Linked DNA regions of Mus musculus: region 2 is linked to region 1. The links are chromatin loops, found by intact Hi-C in ENCODE. Cell type or tissue: left cerebral cortex. All regions are shown on one strand.

What was found. Hi-C counts contacts between places; a loop is a spot of excess contacts. Peaks named below come from ENCODE experiments on the same cell type or tissue, not always from the same donor. Only the 100,000 strongest peaks of a DNase experiment are listed, where the experiment ranks them.
Region 2: it touches region 1 in a loop (6-fold over the local background); 9 of 42 quality-filtered maps call a loop at or near these places.

What each region holds. Positions count from the first base shown.
Region 1 is chr4:11,252,746-11,255,245 of GRCm38, reverse strand. It overlaps Ints8 (integrator complex subunit 8), which reads left to right and starts at 987. Exons shown (of 27, transcript NM_001159595.1): 1 at 987-1,265; 2 at 2,296-2,470. The coding sequence starts at 1,136. In left cerebral cortex, a CTCF peak has its summit at 1,219; DNase peaks (open chromatin) are centred at 975 and 1,755; H3K4me3 peaks cover 1,969 bases; H3K27ac peaks cover 1,479 bases.
Region 2 is chr4:11,191,193-11,193,692 of GRCm38, reverse strand. It overlaps Ccne2 (cyclin E2), which reads right to left and starts at 1,984. Exons shown (of 12, transcript NM_001282943.1): 1 at 1,878-1,984; 2 at 976-1,012; 3 at 782-878; 4 at 647-700. The coding sequence starts at 989. It overlaps A630034I12Rik (a long non-coding RNA gene), which reads left to right and starts at 2,463. Exons shown (of 3, transcript XR_001784240.1): 1 at 2,463-2,500. In left cerebral cortex, a CTCF peak has its summit at 1,330; DNase peaks (open chromatin) are centred at 1,404, 1,655, 2,004 and 2,432; H3K4me3 peaks cover 1,641 bases; H3K27ac peaks cover 777 bases.

The DNA.
Region 1 (2,500 bases):
GCCCACAAAGAGCTTAATCTATAATCCAGCACTTGGGTGGTTGATTCAATAAAATGGATGCAAGTTCAAGTTTAGCCTGGGCTACATAGTTCCAGGTCATTCTGGGCTACAGAGTGAAACCCTGTTTCAAACAAAGCAAAACAAAACAGGAGAAGCATCTAAAAGAAACTGACTAAATCTGAATTTTTTTCTTTGTTTCTCAGGGTCCCTTTATGAAAACAATCATCTTTAGTAACACATATCTGAAATTTTCTATGAGGTGTGTATAGGATGTCTGGGAGTTTTCTTCAAACTTTCTTCTGGATGTATTTTGTCCGGATCAGCTGGCCAGTCAGCTGATCACAGGAACTCTCTAGAAGGACCAATCTGGCTTTGGCTTTTGCTCTCCAAGTGCTGGGTTTTACAGGAATGCCCCACTACACCATGCTTTTTAGTTTTATTGATAATGATACTTAAGGACCTTTCAGAATGGTGGAACGCGTAAAATAGGGTTTACTGTGCCTAGACTGGAGATCTGAGGAAAATTAACTAGCTTCTTATTCCGAGAGTTAGTCTTGGGAAGTCGCAGAAAAGTTTGTTTTTTTTTTTTTTTTTTCTTTTTTCCGGAGCTGAGGACCGAACCCAGGGCCTTGGGCTTGCTAGGCAAGCACTTTACCACTGAGCTAAATCCCCAACCCCAGGAAAGTTGGATCTTAATTATGTAATAAGCCTTGGGAAACGGGGAGAGGAGTTAGGCTGGAAGGAGTCTCAAAAAGGTAAAGCACCCAAGACAAAGCAACTAGATTTGGTCTCTTTGGTTTTCTTACGAAGACATCGAACTCGCTTCATTTTCTCTGGGAATGTCCAGAGAATCTGGAGAGCCCCGCCAGAATCTAGCTTCTGAAGGGCCAGGAGACTCCATGGCAGCTAAGGGGCGGAGCAGTCTGCTGTTCCCGCCCCTTTCCTCCGAAGTCTAACTGGGATTGGTCGAGAGCGTGGCTAGCTGCGGATCCGGGGCCGGACTCTGGCCGACTACTACGCCATCTTGGGCTGTGCGAGCTGACTAGAGGTTCCGGGCGGTTTCGCTGGATAAAGGGACTGGGCGAGGGTCAGGTTGGAGCCCGGAGGCGGCGGGAGCAGCGGCGGCGGGGGCAGGATGAGCGCGGAGGCGGCGGACCGGGAGGCGGCCACCTCCAGCCGGCCCTGCACCCCGCCGCAGACTTGCTGGTTCGAGTTCCTGCTGGAGGAGTCGCTGTTGGAGAAGCATCTGCGCAAAGCCTGTCCGGGTGAGCGAGCGAGCGAGCGGGCGGGCGGGCGTGGTCTGCGGCCCGCTGCCTTCTGTCCCCCGCTGCCTGAGGCCTGGCCGGCGCCGCTGGGCCCAGCTCGACGGTGCCTCAGCCGGGAACGTCGCCGCGGAGCGTCTGCGGAAAGTTTCAGACAAAGGCTTTCGGTCTGCCGCGGTCCTCACAGCGAAGGGCGCCCGCACTCGCCGTGCGGGGGTCGGGTCGCCGATGTCGCACGGCCCTGGGGGTGACTTCGTGAGGGGAGAGCGGCTCTGCGGAGCCTAGAGCCGGCCGTAGCCTTCGGTTCATTCAGCCAGGGGATTGTGTATTTCACTGTTGAACCCCGAATTAATATAAATCCCCCGAAAACAGCTGCTTCGGCTGTTGTATAGGGATACCCGTGTTGGGCAAGGAACATGGCCCTTTTCCTCTTTCGGGCATTTTGGTAAAGGTACAATGTAAGGTCTTTACCTTTAGTTTGCTCAGTTCTCATCCGAATTTGGCCTTGTAGGAGACTACTTTGTGAAAAGTTGGCATCATTGGTGGGGCAGTTTTACCAAGTGTATCTCAGTGCTTTTAGAGCTTTCCTATTGACACATTGTTAGGGGCTAGGGTGCCAAGCCTCCGTGCTTAGCTCTTTAAATAGGTTGCGGTCCTTAGCGAAGCCTTCATTATAGTGAAGAAAGTGGCATTAGCCGCTACTTTACTGGTGGGAAACAAAGCTAGAGACAGTTCAATAAAAGACCCCTGTCAAAACACTACTTCTTTCCTCCAATTGGCATTGGTCTTATCTTGAACTGGGAACCTGTAATGCTTAGTTCTTCTCTGTGAAATGCTTTGTTATGAATCAGTTTTGAATCGTCCCCAGACCCTCTTGCTTATTAATTAAGCTGGCAAACGCCGATCTGCAGCTGTCTCTGACCACACCTCCAGATGTTTCGTGCCCCCCAAGTACCATAGTCTTTAGTATACGCGAATCCTTTTGCGTTTTTATAACGAAAACTTTAAGAATTTAATTTCTTTTAAATCCTAGATCCTGCACCAGTTCAGCTTATAGTTCAGTTTTTGGAGCAGGCTTCCAAACCTTCAGTTAATGAGCAAAACCAAGTCCAGCCTCCACCTGATAACAAGAGAAATCGCGTCCTAAAGCTTCTTGCTCTTAAAGTTGCTGCACATTTGAAGTGGGATTTAGACATACTGGAGAAAAGGTATAAAGCTGTAAATGGCATTACATTTGA
Region 2 (2,500 bases), 62 kb after region 1:
GCCCAGCCCTGTATTTTATTTTTAAAGCCATATAATTCATATTAGTCTTCTTAAGTTAGATAACGAAGCCTGGTAATACAAGGTAATACAATACTTAATGTACTGAAATAATAACATGCATTTTAATGTAAAGTGAAATAATTTTAAGACTAGTTCTCTGAATCTAGAAATTCTAGCAAGGATACTTTTTTAAAAAATAGCTCTTTTTAACGTGTTTTCTAATACTTGAATGTGAAAACATCAAAAAATTTAGTCAAGTGGAATCACTTAGAGAATCTTTTTGAAAGAATTACCATCTCCAAGTAAACACATAGGAAGGGATCCCAAAGCCGGGTTGCCAAACTGACAGTGATCTCACATCCTTTTTATGCCACTCATTAGCTATTAGGGCCCTCCACTGTAGTCTGAAAATGAACAAAGAGCAGTATATAGGCAGACCTAGTATACCAGCCAGCTCCAAAAGGGAGGGATTTACCAAAGGGAACCAGCTGCTTCTAAGCCATCTACACTGCAGCTGTAGGACTCAGGCTTATATGAACCTCCTTCAAGTTCACCTCTAAAGTATCAGAATCTTCCCACTATAAGGCAATAACACATGATTCCACTCTTATTCTTCCCCAGCCCACCCTGTCCAGTTCTGCATTACCCTAATCTCATACTGATGCTTCTTGGTGATCTCCTCTTTTCTTTTTTTGACATCCTGAAGAATAGAAAAGAACATGTAAACTAAGGTTTCAGCAAGGAATATTTTTCCCTTTCTCCCTCTTTTTCCTTAAATCACCTGTGCTGTTTTTCTCTTCTTGGCCTGAATTATCTGGGTTTCTTGCGGAGAGTCTGGCTGGTTGGGCTGGGCATGTTGCTTAGCTTGTAAACGGCTACTGTGATGAATTGTAGAAAGGAAGCTTAATTAGTACGTCATATATTTCAAAAGCAGCAGCTAATTTTGAAACATGTCTCCAAGACTAACACTGTTACCTGCGTCTTGACATTCTCTTCAAGGACTATGAAACCTCTAAATAGGGGAGAAGAAAAACAAAATCAAGAACATAGTCATCCATAATCTTCAAGTTCCAAATTAAAACTGATTCAGAAGTTACCAACTAACGTTACTAGAAGGTGGCCTAAACCTTTAAAAATAAAACACTGCACTATTTTCTGAAATACACTCGCTATCTCAGTAATTTTACATTCATGCTTTCATTTCCTTAACTGTACACTGGGAACGCGAGTGCGTTCAGGAATTTGCAAAGTCCCCTAGCACCCTTAGATGATCATCTGGGCCATTCATGCACTCCCCAGGACAACCAGGGTGGGAAAGGCACGTCCTGGCCTCGGCCGCCAGGCGCCTGGACGAGCCTCCAAGAGCGGGCTGTGGAGAAGCCGGTTCCGCGCCAATTTGGAGAGCGGCTGTGGCGGGGAAGCAGGGGGTGGAGGGAACCTTCTGGTGTCACGTCCTCCAGGCTCCTTTCCCTCCTTCCCAGCCCCACCCGGCGGGCAGTGTCGCTTGCAGGGGTGACGGGACCCCAATTCCAGAAGAGCAGAAGGAAAGGGGGGGGGGAATTAAAGGAGAAAACCGTGCTTAAGAATCTCTCCGTGAAGTGATCCCACCTTAATCCTCTCGCGCGGGAGACCTTCCCCAAGTGAGGATGGACAGAGAAGCTCCCAGAGAAGCTTTGCCGTGGCCTCTCATTTGGGGACACACTCCATCCCCTGCCTCTGCTTGGCCTCCTGACAAGAATCCTGACAGGGACCAACCTCGGGAACCCCTGAATTCCAGTCTCCTACTTCTTGTCCCACCCCCGCCCCCCATTTTTCCTCTCCCATGGCTCCCGCCAGACGTGGTTCCCTTAGCTCCCGCATGCCCCTGTCCCCAATACCTCCTCACCGCCAGACCCTCCACAGCTCGGCTCAGCTGGCGCCGGCGCCAACTCAATATATAGGCCGGGCCCGGACCGCCCCGCACGCATGCGCCGCAGACTGACACCTCGGCCGGCGCCTTCCCCTCCCCCACCCGCGCCCGCCCAGCTCGCCCGCGCGCGCCGCGCCCTGCCCTCAGTGCGCGCGGACGGGCTGGCGGGCGGGCGGGCGCCGAGTGGCCGTACGGCTGCCCTCCTGGACCGTGCTCCTCCGCCCCTCTCGGCGCTTCACCTGCGCGCGCCGCGGCTGCACGGCTCAGAGGCTCCTCCCCCATGCTGGTTGCCCACCACAGGCTCCCGCACGCCTTCCAGTTCGCGCCGGGCCCCCTCACGGTGGCTCTTAGATCTCGGAGTGTCAGGCTACGGTTCGGCTCCGCGTTTTGGCAGAGGCCTTGGGAGGGCTGGGGTGGGGAACCCCAAGTCTCCTCAGAGGCACGGGGAGCGGGAGCCTAGGGCCCACCCCTCCGGGAGGAGCCGGCCAATGGCAGGAGAGGACGGCAGCACAACGTGGAGCGGCCGCAGAATGTAAACACGCCGGAGCGCGCCGCCCGCCACGTGCGGAGCCGGAGCCATCCGCCGGGCGA